Linked DNA regions of Homo sapiens: region 1 is linked to region 2. A link is an interaction called in ENCODE POLR2A ChIA-PET data of the cell type or tissue named here. Cell type or tissue: CD4-positive, alpha-beta T cell. All regions are shown on one strand. Links, peaks and the distances in the headings refer to the core of each region. The heading gives the core; the rest is flanking DNA.

The links. ChIA-PET counts read pairs that join two places held together with the same protein. Peaks named below come from ENCODE experiments on the same cell type or tissue, not always from the same donor. Only the 100,000 strongest peaks of a DNase experiment are listed, where the experiment ranks them.
Region 1: POLR2A ChIA-PET joins it to region 2 with 6 read pairs; 6 of 35 experiments call an interaction of 5 or more read pairs at or near these places.

The regions. Positions count from the first base shown.
Region 1 is chr18:9,191,663-9,194,162 of GRCh38, reverse strand. All of the region lies in intron 2 of ANKRD12 (ankyrin repeat domain 12), which reads right to left. Among named protein-coding and RNA genes, the nearest start is that of ANKRD12, 56 kb to the right of the region's middle. In CD4-positive, alpha-beta T cell, for the core only: no CTCF peak of the experiment used is centred there; no DNase peak of the experiment used is centred there.
Region 2 is chr18:9,108,374-9,124,978 of GRCh38, reverse strand. It overlaps NDUFV2 (NADH:ubiquinone oxidoreductase core subunit V2), which reads right to left. Exons shown (of 8, transcript NM_021074.5): 2 at 7,076-7,141; 3 at 5,591-5,653; 4 at 5,389-5,505; 5 at 2,298-2,466; 6 at 1-105. It overlaps NDUFV2-AS1 (NDUFV2 antisense RNA 1), which reads left to right. Exons shown (of 3, transcript NR_110772.1): 3 at 3,523-3,714. Among named protein-coding and RNA genes, the nearest start is that of NDUFV2, 14 kb to the right of the region's middle. RefSeq lists an enhancer at 11,082-11,331. In CD4-positive, alpha-beta T cell, for the core only: no CTCF peak of the experiment used is centred there; DNase peaks (open chromatin) are centred at 6,268 and 7,478; H3K4me3 peaks cover 1,855 bases; H3K27ac peaks cover 2,454 bases.

The DNA of each region.
Region 1 (2,500 bases), core at 1-2,500, 74 kb before region 2:
TTGATGCATAGTAAAGTTTGAGAACCACTATTATTTACCAATAAAGAAGAAAATATGTAAGGATCACAGGAACCAAAGAATAATCTATCCAGGCCAGTAGATTACAACCCTATTTCTTAAATCAGAAAACCAGAAATGGATTTATAATTCATTTTAGAAAAAGAATGACATACCAAACAAAAATACTAAGTACTCGCCCAATCAGGTGAAGTGACCTATAGGTATTATAAAGTTCACTCCTATAATCAAAACATCCAAATTGATACAGCACATCTAAAACTGGGGTATGACAACTCCTTTGTGAGAAATGTGCTTCATACTGAGAACTAAGCCACACTGCCTTAGCAGGAGATCTTAAAAGAACATTCCCCAAGCTATGATAATAAGTGATAATTTATCATGATTGTAGAAACTCTCAAAAGCAAATGAAAAGTAGATTCAGACTATAAAAGATACCAGTTTTCAACCCAAGATGAAAAATAAAGGAGGGATGAGGAGGAAAAAGGGGCATAACAAATTAATGTCATTTTTTTTAAAGTAGCAATAAAACCAAAAGATGACTCTAAAAGAGCAAATAAATTAACAAACCTTTGGTGAACTTAATAATGAAAAACAGAGAAAAGATAAAAACAACCAAACAAACAAAAAAAAACCACTGAGATTGAGCCTGAATACAACTAGAGAGGGAATATTAAAAAGTTATGAAAGAATGCTGTTGGCTGGGCATGGTGGCTCATGCCTGTAATCCTAGCACTTTGGGAGGCAGAGGTGGGTGGATCACTTAAGCCTAGGAGTTTGAGACCAGCCTGGGCCACACAGGGGGACCCTGACCTTGTTTCTGTAAAAAAATTTAAAAATTAGCCAGGCATGGTGGCATGCGCCTGTGTTCCTAGCTACTTGGGAGGCTGAGGCAGGAGGACTGCTTGAGCTGGGAGGATTGAGGCTATAGTGAGCCATGTTCTTCGCCACTGTGCTCCAGGCTGGACAACAGAGTGAGATCCTGTATCCAAAAAAAAAAAAAAAAAAATGCTGTACTCAATTTTATACTATTAAAAAACTTACAGCCTGTAAAAATGGGTAATTTCCTTGGAATATATGGATTACTAAAAACTAGCTCATGACAGGATGACAGGAAGGGAAAACCAGAACAGACCAATTACCACAGAAAACAGTAAATCAGGCTGGGTGCAGTGGCTAAAATCTGTAATCCCAATGCTCTGGGAGGCTGAGGCGGATGGATCACTTGAGGACAGGAGTTTGAAACCATCCTGGGCAACGTGGTGAGACCTCATCGCCATAAAAAATTTTTAAAAACTAGCTGGGCGCAATGGCACACACCTGTAGTCCCAGCTACTCGGGAGGCTGAGGCAGAAGGCTGCAGTGACCTATAATCATGCCACTGCATTCCAGGCTGGGTGACAGAGCAGAGCAAGACCCTGTCTCTAAAAAAAAAGGAGGAAAAAAAAAGATAAATCCATAGTGAAATGTATGTTTAAAAAGGCACCTACTCCACAAGATTTTACAATAGAGTTTTAACCAAAAAAACAAAAATTCAAGAAGCAGGTATTTCCCATGTCTTATAAATACCAGAGCACAGAAAGATTAGAAGTTACCCAATTCATTTTAGAAGTCTAAAATGAAATTGATACCAAAAAACAGCACAAGATACAAAATTATAGACAAAAATCCACTTATGAACTTAAATGCAAAAGTCCTAAACAGACTATCAAGCCAAATTCAATTCTTAGAATATATTATAATCAAGCAGGGCTCATCTAGAGAATGCAAGGACAGTTCACTGATAGAAAACCTCTTAATTCATTGTATCAAAAGATTAAAGAAAACCCTATGATGGCAAGAACAAAGTGACAAGAATAACATCTACATTCATTCTTGATCAATTTCCAAGCTTTCAACTAACATCCTCGAGCTATTTTTTCACTTCTGCCAATGGAGCTTCAAAAACAAGGTGTTTTGCTTATAAGGTTACTTAAAATGTAGGTTTTATTATATGGTGAGACCAACAAATCAGGATATTACTGCTATGGAAAAGATTGTTACTCACAGTTCCAAGGGGTGGGGAGCATGCCATGCCACATCATGCCACTCCAGACCACACAGGGAAGTACCAGGGTGGTTGGTCAAGAGGTAAAAGAAGAAAGGTGAAATGTGAGCAAGAGCCTTTACTGTAGTTTCTACAGGAAAAAAAGTGTGAAGCAGGGTAAGCAGGCTTGGGATTGGCTACCTTGAATAATTTCAGTGGGTTCTGGGGTATGGGAGCTGTTTCTCTAATTGGTGCCTGGTTCTGGGGTGATTAGGACAGATGGCCAGTGGCCCAGAGTGTGAGAGCCCAACAAAGTTGGGGGTTTGGATGTGGGGTCTAGATAGGTCGGTCTGAGAGTGAAAGATTTGCTCACAGTGAGTTTATTATCTCTAGGAACTGGCTAGCCCTGGAAGATACAGTCTCTCAATGCTCAGCAAGGCCTCAGAAGTCAAAGCA
Region 2 (16,605 bases), core at 5,203-7,702:
AATTGTCATTTATTTGAACCATTGGTGCGTTCACACAGGCCCCTAAACATTCCACTTCTATAAGAGTGAAAAGTTTGTCAGGTGTAGTCTCCCCAACCTTTATTCCTAAAAATACAAATAAACACTCTAAGGACCAGGTTATATTTTAATAGTCATTTGGTTTAAAAAAAAAAAAAAGAATTTTTATAGAGGTATATTAAAAGTTTAAGACTATTAAGTTTTTTAAAAAGAGGCCAGGCGCGGTGGCTCACGCCTGTAATCCCAGCACTTTGGGAGGCTGGGGTGGGCAGATCACGAGGTCAGGAGATCTAGACCATCCTGGCTAACATGGTGAAACCCCGTCTCTACTAAAAATACAAAAAATTAGCCAGGTGTGGTGGCGGGCACCTGTAGTGCCACCTACTCGGGAGGCTGAGGCAGGAGAGTGGCGTGAACCCAGGAGGCGGAGCTTGCAGTGAGCCGAGATTGCGCCACTGCACTCCAGCCTGGGCAACAGAGCAAGACTCCATCTCCAAAAAAAAAAAAAAAAAAGTTTTTTAAAAAGAAAAAAATCCTAGGCCAGGTGGAGTGGCTCCGTCCTATAATCCCAGCACCTTGGGAGGCCGTGGTGCGAGGATGGCTTGAGCCCAGGAATTTGAGACCAGTCTGGGCAACATAGGGAGACACAGCTCTACAAAAAAATTAAAAATTTTTTTACAGTAGTAAAAATTTTTTACAGTAGTCATGATTGTGCTACTGTACTCCAGCCTGGGTGACAGAGCAAGACTCTCTCAAAAAAAAAAAACAAAAAAAAAACTCTATGTAATTTTAACATTCAAGGAAGTTTTTAGTGGACTTGTTCCTTTAAAAGCAATCAAATTTCAGAGGACTTATCACCAGTGTTTACTGTTATACAGCAGTGCATCAGGCTGTATTATTTTCATTTTGATTGTAATAATTAAACTACTAAAATCACAGTCACATTATCAGATTTGGCAAAGACTCAGAAAACTCCTAACGTCAAAGATTATCAAGGGATGTGAAGAAAATGGGTAGTCTCATACATTTAGGGAAGGCATTTGGGAAAAATACGGTAAAGTCTGACCCTACAATTCTACTTCTTGTAAACTATCTCAGCATACAACAGGACAAGTACGCAAAGATGTGTGTGTACATCAAAGTAACTGTTTGTAAAAGAAAAATGAGGCAGGCCAAGCATGGTGGCTCACACCTGTGATCCCAGCACTTGGGAGGCCAAGGTAGGAGGATTGCTTGAGGCCAGGATTTCACAACCACCAGCCTGGGCAACATAGCAAGACCCCTCTCTACAAAAACAAACAAAAATCAATTAGCTGGGCTTGGCAGCATGCACCCATAGCTACAGCTACTTGGAAGGGTGAGGCAGAAGATCACTTGAGCCCAGGAATTGGAGGCTGCAGTGAGCCATGATCCAGCCACTGCATTCCAGCCTGGTGACAAAGTGAGACCTCAACTCAAAAAAACAGAAAAAAAAAATGAGGCAGACATATATATTGTGCTGTAGAAATACAGCCAAAATAAAGTCTAAAAAGCAAGCATACATGTAGTACATTTATATATTTAATAATTAAAATGATATAAAATCTACAACTAATATATCCAATTGTTATCAGGATTTATACCTTGATGGTGTTGGGGGTGGGGGGGTTTGAGCCAACTTCAGCTGTTTTATATATTTCAATACCACCCAGCTATTTTTACAACATGCACATATTATATTCAATAACAAAATATTACTTCATTTGACATATATAGTTAGAAGTGTAGCAATGGCAGTTTTGTAGGGGAAAATGCCCATTTACTTTTAAAATGCTAATTTACTTTTCAAATGCTACTGTAATAACATCTGTTTCAAATTTCCCTTCCCAAAGCATTCTTACTATGCTTGTATCTTATTTGTTCCATGACTTCTTTAGAAGAATATAAAGACAATAATGGGTCACTTTTTAATATACCACATGCTGTCATAGAATAGTAAGTGAAACAATTTTCTAAGTGAAACAATCTTCTAAACAACGAATATTTTATAACTTCTACAAGCATTTCAAACATACTGATTAAAAAAGAAAAAATTAAAAACTCAGCTTTAACACTAAGAACTGAGGAAGAATACCAAATAGGAAGAAATAAAGATGTGGAAACACAGTAACACAAAATATTACTAGGTAAGTACAGATCCAATAAGATGGCAGAAGTTGGAAATTTTAGATAGAAATGTACCAAATCTAGAGAGACAATTCTACTTTTTATCAGTGTTACAAATATCATGTATTCCCTACCAAGCTTTTTCTGAATGGCCTCCAGTATGCTGTCAGAGTTTCGAAGCATGCAGGGTGTAGTAGTGCAGACCTGAATGTGATACTTTCCAACTGGCTTTCGATTATACATTGTATAAAAAGTTGCTACTTCATATACTCTCATTGGAGGTACTTGTAAAACTTCTGCAACCTAAAATATTAGGACATTTAAAAATAAGATAATTACAGTGTTAGTAATGGAGCTTTAATTATGTTGTACAAAGTATAATTTCAATATTGTCTCAATTTGGTAAAAACAGAAAAGTTCTTCAAGAGCAGAAAACATACTTGTCTTGGATAACTGGGAGATATAAACTCTTCAATTTTTGCAGACAATGTACTTACACTTAAACCATACAGAGCCCGAAAGTTAATGGAGTTAACAGCACTTCCTCCTTCTACCCTACTTCTCACCTCTGTAAAAGGATATTCTTTTTCTCTAAATCTTTAAGTATTTCACTATTAAGAATTTCTACTTTGATCATGTCAACTCACATTTTATAATCTGTCTAAATGGCAAAAAATTGATGGCCAAACCCCAATAAAAGAAGCAATTAGATTTTTTAAACTCTCACCAATTTTTTCCAAACAGCCTACATACAAATGGTACAGCAACAGAAAAAAAGGTTGAAAATCAAAGCTCACTATTGGCCCATATTTTAAATATGTAAACTCAAAATTTTATATCTCTACATATATGTATACACATATTATCATACACAATCACACACTCCTCTCCCAGAATCCAGCACACTACTTCTATTTCATATCACAATACTCTTTTGAAAGTTGAATCATATAGTCTAGTACTTTCTAACCCTTCACGTCAAGACATTAATAGAAAACAATTGTTTTGACATTCTGGTGTTCAGGACTAAGGGGATCACTAACTCAGCATCTTTTCTTAGGGCAAGTCTGTTAGGGAAAACGAGGATTTCTAGCTGTTTGCCAGGGCTGGTCCTTGTCTATCGTGATTTATAATTCTGTCTACAACTTTCTAGGTGACCTATTATCATTAAGACTTACTATCTGGCATTCTTAAAAATTATAGATATATCCATATTCTAATATAAAAGAAGAGCGGGCATTTCAGACAAGTATGTTAACTTTCTCATATTAGGAATTCTAAAGGAAATATATTCTCAAAAGACATCTAATCATGGCTCACTTGTGACAGATAAAGTAATTGTGCTATTTCATTCGGCAGTTCTGAATCAAGGACGTATCCCTGAATCTGGGGAGCTCTCTATCAAAATATACATGCTGGAACCCTACCAAAGGAATAATAAATCTGGAATGAGGCTCTGACTGTCTAATTAGGAAAAGACTCCTTCCTGGAATTCTGCACATCTCCCTACACCTTAGTGACGGTTAAATAAATAATTATTAAGCTTCTGGATATTTTTTGTTGTAAGGTTAGGTGTTTCATGGGTTGGGGGGAGGGGCAGTAACATTAAAATAAAAGTCCCAAATGTAAAGTGCAAAGAATCTTGAGTCTATTCCCTATACCCTACACTTCCTGCCTTTCCCCCACACAAATCCAACCCTAAATATAATAGGACAATATATAAATACATATTTTTTAAGAGATAGGGTCTCACCATCTTGCCCAGGCTGGTCTTAAGCTCAAGCAATCCTCCCACATCAACATCCTGAGTACCTGGGTCTACAGGCATGCACCACCATGCCTGTCTTATTTTTTAAATGTTTTCACTTTCAGTTTCTTATTTATTTTTATTTTGCTCTGCTAACGTGCCACTCAGCAAGATTTCCAACAGGCTTACCATTACTAAAAATATGATTTTTTCAAAATAATAACATTATAATTAGAAACATATACCTAAATCATTATAAAGTTGGCTATTTTAATTTAAAAAAATGTTAAGTAACTTCCCAAGAAATACATAATTTATCGAAGAAATAACCACCTATGTTTACTCAGGATAGTAACTCACTAAACTTGCTTTATAATATTTTTCATAGGGAAAAACCAGTGTTATAGTACTATACAATGCAAATAAAATAAAATATCAATAAACTAAATCTAAAATTTGCATTTAGGATTCTATTAGATAAATTGAGGACATTCCTATTCTCTCAGAAAGATGATTGTCTAGCCTAAGAGTTATAACCAAATTAAGTTTAGAAAGTGGTAAGAATGAAGTACAACAAAATCTCTGTTATAGTCAGTCAAGTAGAAAATGCACTGATTTAGAAATGAATTCAGTCCTAGCACTACCGCTCAGAAATCATAACTTAATAATTAGAAGAGGTCTACCTGGTTCAAAACTTTCATTGCCAATGAGGAAGTTCAGAGAAAAATCAGGTGTCTTAGTTCTAAGTCAAAAATATTTTCCATTATATAACACAGCTTAATGGTTATGTGATTCTCATCAGAATCAAATAGTATGTGGTTTGTGTATGGCACTTTATAAATGATATGCTGTAATACATCACCACACAAATGTAGTTATTTGTATTAACAGGATACGAATAAACTTGAAATTTGTATTACTGCTCAAAACTATTAGGAAAAATGAATATTATATGAATAGAGTAACTTTGAATAAAATGGGTCATCCATAGCATTTCTATAGGTCGTTGATTCCAAAGTAGCATAATCAAATTGTATAAATATCACCTATTATACAGATTTTTCTTACAGCCTACAGCCAAAGATGTAAAATATTAAAAATTTTCATACTAGTGAGCAGATCTTCTTTTCTGTAATTCTAGTGTTTAAATATTACATTAATTTTCAGAATATCTTGACACTAAGTTATACACATTTGGAATCTTTTATCTTTGACCATTTCCTTCAAAAGGAAAAAAAAAAACACATACCCTCTTTCACCATAATGCCTTCCTTATTTCCTGCAAGGTTAGAAATCACCTCTATGCATTAAGGGAATGAACAAAAACACAAAGACAATTCAAGGAAACATACAAATGGCTAAAGGGCTCCAAAATCCTAGATTCTGACACTGGAGATGATCAGAGTAATTTCTATAAAAGGAAATTATCATACACAATCTCTTCTCTTTTAGAACTAAGGCAAAAATGAATCCAGTACCTTGTTCATAGCAGAGATGGGCAACCACCCATTCTGCCTTTGGGCTAAATCCAGGACTGGAAGAACAGCTGCTGCTTTATGGCCTTCTGGATAGTTTTTTACAATTGCCTCTATCCTCTGTATAAAAGAAAGAACATCATTTTATACATCTAGAAAATATTACCTATTTGGTAAATTAATTATAATGTTAATTTAGCCATACCTTATAGTTTTCTGGTGTGAAATCAAATGGAGTATCAGGGTTATTCTCAGGAGTATCTCTGTGCTACACAACAAAAACAGTTTTTCAGACTTATCCAAATTCTCTCAAGTGTGAATGACACTGTACATTACTATACTATTACTTATTGTTTAATCTCTCCATTTTAATTCCAACATGATATATACCACCCTATCCTTCCATCAAAAAGAATGTCTAAACACACATTTGATAAGTATGATTACCAAAGTAAAGTTAGCAGAATTTAAAAATTTACAAAGGACCATTTAAAGAATAAGAGAAGTACCTTTAGGACCAAAAAAACCCAAACAACAAAAAGTGTTATCCAGCTTCATTAGAGAGTAAGATCTTCTGATAGAATTACCAAAACATTACCAATTATTGGAAGCCTTTATGAAATTAAAACACAAAATTTTAAATGTGAACATATGTGTATTTTCCCAAAAGCAAGGTTATCAGATTGTCAAAGGGATCTGGGATCCAAAAGGGTTAAGACCCATTACTTTAGGAGGGTACAAAAGGACCATCTTAAAAAAAAAAAAAAAAAAAAAAAAACAGCACCATCTCTTTCCCACGTTTTCCATAATAGCCAACAGCAAGAAGCTTTATCTCTTCTTAAAAGAGCAGAAGCAGGCCCTCTTCAAAAACTGACAAGAAATGGCATGTCAACAGGAAATCAAATGAGTCACACTGAGATTAACACTTACGATCAATTAATGTTATGTATGTGTGGTGAATACAGAAATGAATCTCTTGATATGTTAACTCTCGGAGTTCTGCTTTTTAAAGGACATAAGCCAAAAGAGGAAAGAAAACAGACACTCTGGACAATGATCTCAAATATGTGGCCAATTTGATGCTTGATATATAGCAGGAAGCTACTTCTTACACCACTAACTCTAAATCATCACACAAGTCCACTATATTGCCTTTATACTAGATTAATCCCTGAAAACAGCACCTTGTCAGAAAAGGGAGATATAATATCTTATCCTTTCCAAATTGTGCAACTAATCTGGGGAGTTCACAGACTTCTATTTATAGTTAAAACTCCGGAAACTAAAAATATAAAGACCAGCTGCTAATCTAGTTACTACATTACTAAAATCCATGAGTTTCAAACTAGTGTCATTTTGGGATTCAACAAGTTACAATCTCCAAACTCTCAGTAAGCCAACATGACTGAGAACCCAAAGTGTGATGAGAATCAGGTTAGGGCTCACACAGTAATTTCACTGGAAATAAATTCTTATTCCCAGAGTTTTCCTGATACTAATTTAAACTCATGAGGTTCAACTGGAACCAACATCTTTTGAAATGTAGTAAATTCAATTAGCTGTATGTAAATTCTCACGATGACCATCATATATCAAAGACAATGGTATTTAAGATATTTTGGATTTTTACAATGGATTTACCCCAATTTCCAAGTCTTTTCTTTCCAAAGAAATCTAAGTAATTACTTACCACAAATAAAGCTCCTCCAGCTCCATTTTGCATAACTGTCTTATGCAAATTCCTTACATGTCTTCCCTAAAATTTAAAATTTTAAGAAAGTTTAGTAAATCATAGCCTTAAAAAATTTTTCATAAAGAAATACTTTAGGATTCATAATTTACAACAATGGAATCAACTTATAAAAGATCTTAAGAAATATGGTATTCTACCCTATCCATCTCTATTTCAGGAGAGTTATTTTACAAATGGAGATTCAAAGCCAAGATTCACCCACCTAACATCACACACACGAGTCAATAGGAGAACCAGGACAACCCAGATCTGCTGACTTGTGTACCTTCCTGCCACGCTCTGCTGGCATGCATTTGGAGAATTAATGTACTATTAACTTCTTGACTTTCACTTTTGTCTGAATCAACTTGGATGCCAGCTTTCACTTAGTGTGAACCTTCATAAACATGTTTTCATTCTGTACAAATGAGTCATATACTCTGTACAAATGAGTCAACTGTATCCTCCTTCCTTTTCAATCCTTTACTAAATTAGTTCTGAAACTCCAGCCGTAAAAAGTAGTTTCTGGCCGGGTGTGGTGGTTCATGCCTGTAATCCCAGCACTTTGGGAGGCTAAGGCAAGGAGATCACGAGGTCAAGAGATCGAGACCATCCTGGCCAACATGGTAAAACCCCATCTCTACTAAGAACACAAAAATTAGCTGGGCGTGGTGGCGCACGCTGGTAGTCCCAGCTACTCGGGAGGCTTAGGCAGGAGAATCGCCTGAACCTGGGAGGCAGAGGTTGCAGTGAGCCGAGATCGCGCCACCGCACTCCAGCCTGAGCAGCAGAGCAAGGCTCCGTCTCAAAAAAAAAAAAAAAAGTAGTTTCAGAAAGCTATTTATGATGCTATGCGGACTGACAATGTTCAGTTGCTTTGGAAGGAATCTGATTATTCTCTCAGCTGCATTTCATTTCTCTTTGCCCTCTTGCTCCTACCCTCCACTCCTACCCTGTCCCCCGCCCCCAAGTATTTCAACTACTGTTCTGGATTCCTCCAATTTCTGAGTTCTACTAACCACAGACGGCAGAACACTGGCTGGGTTAAACCAAGCATGGAACTAGCAAAGAGTTGGACAATTCAAAGGCAAACATAGAAGAAAGTAAACGGAGTAATATAACACAATAGTATATTTAACTTTACCCTAGGTCCAAATGATATTTCAGTTGAAGAAATATTAATAAATAAGTTTACATGGAACATCTGCTTTAATTAACAAGAAAAGACTAAGGTACAGGATGTGAGACACACGTACAAAAGATGGGAGTGATAAATATCAATTTCAGGATAATTGGAAGGCAGGGAGGGATACAGTCAGAGGTGCACAAGGGGGCTTTGATTGTGTTGGTTTTGTTTTGAAAAATTAACTGAAACTAAAATTTAGAAGACAGTCACTGTCATCTTAGCTCAGAAAATTTTTTTAATCGAGTAACAATTTTTGAGTAACATCAGTGAGTTACTTAACTAAATTCTGAGAGAAAAGACTGTATACTTATAATAAAAGGATTAATTTTAAGAGTAGGGAAAGTATTCAGTCTTCTCCTAATTTCTGAACACTAACATTTTCTGTTTATTGGCTTTTTATCCACTCCTTGCAGGCTGTCCTCAGGGCTCAGTTCACACTCCTATCTTCTTTTCTCTATAAAGCCTTTGCCTCTGAGAACTCATCCATTAACTTGACAGTGATGAGTCTTAAATCTTACACACATTTGATGACAAGAGGCTAATAGCCTGAAGAGATCATAAATGCACTTAAAAAATGAGTAAAGATCATGAACAAAAGTTTCACAGAATTCAAACTGCTTACTAGTAACTAAAAACATACAACTTAAAATAACATTACTAGTTATCAAACTACCAAGTATCTTTTTTCTTTTAAGATAGCATTCCATTCTGTTGAGCATATAGAGAAACAAGCACACTTAAAAATTCATATAGCCTTTTAGAAAGCAAATTACCATGATATATGGAAAGCCTAAATAAGTGTCTTTTTTTTTTTTTGGAGACGGAGTTTCGCTCTTGTTGCCCAGGCTGGAGTTCAATGGCATGATCTCGGCTCACCACAACCTCTGCCTCCCGGGTTCAAGCGATTCTCCTACCTCAGCCTCCCAAGTAGCTGAGATTACAGGCATGTGCCACTACGTCTGGATAATTTTTTGTATTTTTAGTAGAGACGGGGTTTCTCCATGTTGGTCAGGCTGGTCTTGAACTCTCGATGTCAAGTGATCTGCCCGCCTCAGCTCCCCAAAGTGGTGGAATTACAGGCGTAAGCCACTGCGCCTGGCCCCAAGTGTCCATTTTTTAATTTAGTAATTCTAACCTAGGTATTTTTCCTGCAGTACAAAATGAGGATAAAGCTTTACATGAAAACATGTTGTTCCTATTATGTTTATTGCAGCAAAAACACAACCTAAAAACCCAATCTGAGCAGGTTTTAACTAAATACTAATAATTCTGACACTAGAACGTTATGTAGCTAACAAAAATATGTCGTAAAAATAATCATGTAGAAACTGGAATCAGGGTTAAACAAAACAAAAAAAACAAAAATGCATAAATTATCATCCCAATTACATTAAATACAGACACTGATTAAAAGACTAGAAGGCCATAAATAATTAAAAGTGCTTATCTCTTATTACGATGTTAATGAAATAAGGGACTCTTATTTTACATTTTTTATATTTTTCTCTATTTTCCAAATTTCCTATTAGCATGGATTAACTGGCCAAAAAAATCCTACTTAAAATAAAACACTCAGCAGGTATAAGAAAAACTTATCTCTATTGTAAAACCTATTTCTCCTTCTAACCTCCTTGTATATCAAATTAAATACCACCAAATGTCTAAATTAAAATAGCTTCCATTTTGGATTAATATTTGATCCCTTTCTCATTAATCCAGGATCTGTCATGTACTTTTACTTAAAATAAAAATATAGAGATAATCTTGAAAATTATTCTTTAGGCTTATGTTGCTACATATTGGAAAATCTATTCTGAGGCATTCTCTTGCTGACTTGTAAAGCTCTGGATACGCACATGAGTTCACAGACATATTTCTAAAAGTGGTTTGAAGTCCAAATCGTTGAAGACAGACTACTGATTGAGAAGGGTCAGGATAAAGTAGCTAAACTCTAGGAAAAAAACAGACTTTCAGATTTTTTGTAGTTGTTGAGGCCTTGGGTTTAGATTACCATTCTGCCACTTACTAACATCTGACCTAGAACAACTCACTTAATTTTTTTTTAAGCCTCAATTTCTGTACCTATAAAACAGGGTTATCTTCTTATTGGACTATTTTGAGATTTAAGTAAAGTTTCTCTGAAAGTACTATATAACCTGTAAAGCATTATCACCTGCTTAACTGACACAAGGATAAAACATTTAATAACTAAAAAAAAAAAAAAAAAAAAGATCCAAACAACTGCATTTTAAAACTACACCTATTTTTAAAAAATTGTGCTGTTAGTTGACTTTATCAAAGAGTTACTGTCAAACACAACATACTGCCAATATTCTTGCATTTGCACATAATTATTTTTTCTTTATATCCATATGTATAATGCTTATACTTTTTCTAGTAAAATTATAATGTATTTGATGGTTAAAAAACCATCTACTTCTCCACTGAAATTAATTCATAAATTTCTCTTTTAGTTAAAGAAAGTGGGGAAGGAGGAAGAAATAGGCTGGTAGAAAGATTTCCATGGGTCTTAGGTTTGTGCATTTGGTGAGCAGCAGCACTGAACAGCTTTTGTTTAAGACCATCTTTTCTATTATTTTTGTATAAAATACCTTCTCCTGGGGCAAAAGTTGAGTGAGTTTTCTTACAGACAGGGTTTCCCAAGCTCAAGGTCCCTTAGCAGTGATGCACAGCACTCACCTAGGCTGTTCCATGTCACTCCCATTGTAGCAGGACAAGCCACAGACAAAACCCCTCAGACACTGAGAAGGAAGGGCTTTATTCAGCCGGGAGCTTCGGCAAGACTCTTGTCTCCAACAACCGAGCTCCCCAAGTGAGCAATTCCTGTCCCTTTTAGGGGCTCACAACTCTAAGGGGGTCTGTTTGGGAGGGTCGTGATCGATTGAGCAAGCAGGGGGTAGAATGGAACAGAACAGGACAGGGATTTTCACAGTGCTTTTCTATACAATGTCTGTAATCTATAAATAACCAATTAGGTCAGGGGTTGATCTTTACCAGGCCCAGGGTGTGGCACCGGGCTATCTGCTTGTGGATTTCATTTCTGCCTTTTAGTTTTTACTTCTTCTTTTTTTGGAGGCAGAAATTGGGCATAAGACAATATGAGGGGTGGTCTCCTCCCTTACCGTGAGATATGAATGTCAAAGGGAACTGACATGAAGTTCATGCTGCCTACTGACCCAGGATGCTGCCTCCTGCCAGCATCCATGAAACTGAGGCAGGTTAACTTGTTAGCTTACAAATGGGGTAAAATTTCAGATCTGTCAAAGTTCTTAAGAAAGTCAATAAAATCTAGAAATGTGCCAGTTTCCATTTTTTACTGCTTTTTCTATCAAAATATCTCAACAGAGACATCATAAAAGAAACCAGTAACAGCTGCTGTCTCTAAGGAGAGGAATCAAGATCTGGAGTGGGAAGAAAATTTAGTCTTTACTGCCAGGCAGAATATTAAACACTTTCCATGAAATACATCTCTTAATGCTCTCAAGAAGCATTAAATACCTATCAAGTACCTATGTACCTATGAAGTACATACTGTTATTATTCTGTTTTTACAAATGAGGAAACAGGCTCTGGAGCTGAGCTTTTAACTGTTTTGTTGTATTGTCTCTCCATATGTAGAGTATTTATGGAATATTAGATAACAGTGATACATCCCACTTTCAGAGGTGTTAGAATGTGGAAAGTTAGAAGGTGGGATGTATCATGGGTTAACATATATAATATATGCAACATATATTTTTTATCATAATACATATTCTTGTATCCCTACTCTGTACTGTTATGTATATATACTATAATATGTAGCCTTGCTTACTGTTTGAATTTTTTGCCATTATATGTATTACATTTAAACTTTTAAAAACCAATGAAGGGCCGGGTACAGTGGCTCATGCCTGTAATCCCAGCACTTTGGGAGGCCAAGGCAAGCGTATCACTTGAGGTCAGGAGTTCAAGACCAGCCTGGCCAACGTGGTGAAACTGCATCTCTACCAAAAAATACAAAAATTGGCCGGGTGTGGTGGCGCACACCTGTAGTCCCAGCTACTCAGGAGGCTGAGGTGGGAGAATCGCCTGAACCTGGGAGGTGAAGGTTGCAGTGAGCTGAGATCACACCACTGCACTCCAGTCTGGGTGACAAAGTGAGACCCTGTCTCAAAACAAAAACAAACAAAAAAACCCAATGAAGTCTTTAGTTCTTTCCCTGTCTTACTATCACCACTATTTCAGACATTATTTCATGTCTGTGCATTACTGTAAGTCTTCTGGCTGATCCCTTTTTCTCAATCCAAAACATCCTGTCTAATATCACCAAACTAATTTTAAAAGTACCATCCTTCTGGCCAGGCGCAGTGGCTCACGTCTGTAAACCCAGCACTTTGGGAGGCCAAGGTGGGCAGATCACAAAGTCAGGAGTTCGAGATCAGCCTGGCCAATATGGTGAAACCCCATCTCTACTAAAAATACAAAAATTCACCGCGTGTGGTGGCGCACACCTGTAGTCCCAGCTACTTGGGAGGCTGAGACAGGAGAATTGCTTGAACCCAGGAGGTGGAGGTTGCAGTGAGCTGAGATCGAGCCACTGCATTCCTGCCTGGGCGACAGAGCGAGATTCTCTATCAAAAAAAAAAAAAAAAAAACCCTTCTGATGCTGAGTGTGGTGTAAAAGATGACCAACACCAAACACGTTCTAGTATATGAAATGTCAATTTCATCATTTCTAATAAACACATTTTCCACATTCTAGCACCTCTGAAGGTGGGATGTATCACTGTTATCTAATATTCCATAAATATCCTATGTATGGAGAGACAATATAGCAAAATGGCTAAAAGCTCAGCTCTAGAGCCTGTTTCCTCATTTATAAAAACAGAAAAATAACGGCATGTACTTCATAGGGTTCTTGAGAGCATTAAAAGATGTACTTCAGGCCGGGCACAGTAGCTCATGCCTGTAATCCCATCACTTTAGGAGGCTGAGGCGGACGGATCACCTGAGGTCATGAGTTCGAGACCAGCCTAGCCAACATGATGAGACCCCATCCCTACTAAAAATACAAAAATTAGCTGGGCGTGGTGGCACGTGCCTGTAATCCCAGCTAACCAGGAGGCTGAGGCAGGAGAATCGCTTGAACTCAGGATGCAGAGGTTGCAGTGAGCCCAGCTCGTGCCACAGCACTCCAGCCTGGGCAACAGAGTGAGACTCTGTCTCGGGGGGAAAAAAAAAAGATGTACTTCATGTAAAGTGCTTAATATTCTGCTTGGCAGATGGTAAGTACTGTATTAGTGTTGGCTATCATTAGCTATTATTATTAGAAGTACTATGTGTCAGGCACTAAGCTTTTTACACATTATTTAATTCTTAAAGTTTCCTGCAAGGTGGGTATTATTCCCAGAAATTTAAATGAGTTATGAAAACTTCTCAAGGTTAGGTCACATCACTAATTATTGGCAGAAATTATGTTAGATCCTAGGGCCAGATGATTACAAAGGCCATGACCTTATTATTAGCCACCTGACTGTTTGATGACATCAAAGCTTTAAAAGAACATAGTAGGTCTAAGAAACCAAGGAGTTTAAGGAAGAAAATCAGGCCTCCATATATACAGGCAGGCAGATAAGAAATGAAAAGCCCTGCCTCCTTGGCTTACAATGCTCCTGTTAAGAGAGAAAGATGCAAGTTATTTAATCTTTTTTTAATCCTTGCCACCCTTCTCTTCTATTCCTGCAAAAAACCTGAACGTATACACACTAGCATAACATTTGAGCAACTTAATTTCAAAGTCCGAAGTCGACCTCTTCAAAGTTGTATAAGAAGGGCTGAGATAATGTTTATAAAATAAAAGAAGCTGGCCAGACACGGTGGCTCACACCCATAATCCCAGAACTTTGGAAAGCCAAGCCCCATAGATCGCTTGAAGCCAGGGGTTTGATATCAGCGTGGGCAACATGGTGAAACCCTGTCTCTACAAAAAATACAAAAGTTAGCCAGGCATGGTGGCACATGCCTGTAGTCCCAGCCACTTGAGAGGCTGAGGTGGGAGCATCGCTTGCGCCCAAGAGGTTGAGGTTGCAGCGAGCCATGATCATGCACTGCACCCAAGCCTGGGAGACAGAGTGAGACCCTGTCTCAAAAAAGTAGTAAGTAAACAAACAATAAAGAAAGAAACAAACTAAATAGTGAAGATAAACTGATAAATCTTAGCTCTCGGTTTTTTTCAACTGGCATAAACTGTTATTCATCCCTATCAAGTTACAGGTGGCCTGAAAATGGCTTTGAAAATTGTTTTTTTGGTGTGTTTAAAGAATATCACCTATTTTACATTCATTGTAATGTCTACGTCAGACACTTTCAATAAAGGAATAAAACATTAAAAGTTCTCATTAACATCTTTACACTACTTACTGGGCCATTTCAATTTTGTTTCACTTTGAAATAAAGAGGCATTCCAGGACCAGGCTTAAAACTGGAAAAAACAACCTAGCTAGGCTGGAATGATTCAAAGAATAAGCTGAGTTCCCACCCACCCCCTTCTTTGAGTACAGTCTAGTCTTTTCTCTAGAATCTAGCTTCTCATTAGACTCTGAAATGTCTATACCTCAAGAAATTCCAATTGAGTCCAATTGAAAATCCAAGTAACTTCCTTTTTTTAAGAAGAAAAGCATGCAACCAAGTAACTTTTTTAAGTAAATAAGATCATAACCTAATATACAGCTCAAAATTAACAGTGGGTTTGAATTCTAGCTTATTTTTTTTTCAGTGTTTCAGAAGGAAAAGAAAAGATTTAAGCAGGCCAAAACAGTGACTGCCTTTTCGTTGGAGTCAAGTAAACTTGAGTGCCTCTGTGTTAAGCTCTTCTACATACTTTTTTTCGTCGATTCCTAAAAAATCTGTAGTGAGTCATTATTTCCATTTTACATTTAGAGAAACTCAGGCTCAAAGACAGTAACTTGCCCCATACCGCACAATTAGTGACAGACCTGGATTTTGAGCCCAGGCTCTTTCAATCTAAGGGCCCTGTGCTCTTTCTACCAGCCTTTCCCTTTTACTGTCACTGGCAATACCAATAGCTCAAAATGACAAAAATTAAAGTTTTATATTCTCCCCAATAGGATTCCTTAATTGTCTTTTCATGGGCTCTACTCTTTTTCTGAATTTCTTCTGTTGTTCAAACAATACTACCATCCAACGAAGCTCACTTTTCAGTTCTATCAGACATTTGCATTATAAATGCATCCAGCTAAGAGAAGTTAATAAGAGACTAAGAAGCTGTAAGACAAAACTGACAGAAGCAGTAATCTAATTAGTCAGAAAGACAAGACTAAGGTCAGGCAATTCAAAAACCCTTCTTTTTTCCTTTATTAGAGGCCAACTAAGGCAAGGAATATACCTTTTAGATGATCCCTAATATTTACAGATTAAATCCACCAAGATATCTATTTGCCTGTGCAAGAGTCACAGTGCACACATGAAACATCTCTAGTGAATCCAAAGTGGTCTGAGGTCCCTCCGTGCCTTCCTCTCACTGTTCACAACATCTGCTGACTTGTTACCTACAGCCTCCCCTATTGCCAGCTCAAGCAAGAAAACTGAAACCTCCTAAAAAAGTCAGGGTCTGCAATACATTCATTCAGACTAGGTAATTTTACATTTAAAAAAAATCCTTGAGGCTGGGTGCAGTGGCTCATGCCTGTAATCCCAGCACTTTGAGAGCCGAGGCAGGTGGATCACTGGAGGTCAGGAGTTTGAGACCAGCCTAGCCAACATGGTGAAACCCCATCTCTACTAAAAGTACAAAAATTAGCCGGGTGTGGTGGCACGCACCTTTAATCCCAGCTACTTGGGAGGCTGAGGCAGGAGAATCGCTTGAACCCGGGAGGCAGAGGTTGCAGTGAGCCAAAATCACGCCACTGAACTCCAGCCTGGGCAACAGAGTAAGACTCTGTCTCAAAAAAAAAAAAAAAAAAATTCCATGAAAAACAAAAGTTTTTCAGTGCATTTTATTTTAACAAAGTTGATGCTGGGTTAATAATTGTGAAATCTATTTCAAGGATAATCATAAATACAAATGCTTACTCTATGTCAGATCTCATGCTATAAACTACAAATCTACACTATAATCCATTTATTCCTCTCAGCAAGCCTACCAAGTAGGTATTATTATCTTGTTTTACAGGTGAGAAAATTAAGGCTCAAAGAAGGGGGAAAAACTTTCCCTAGCTCACACAGCTAAATAAATGAAATGCCACATACAGATTTTCCTGACTTCAGTACATGCCTTAAC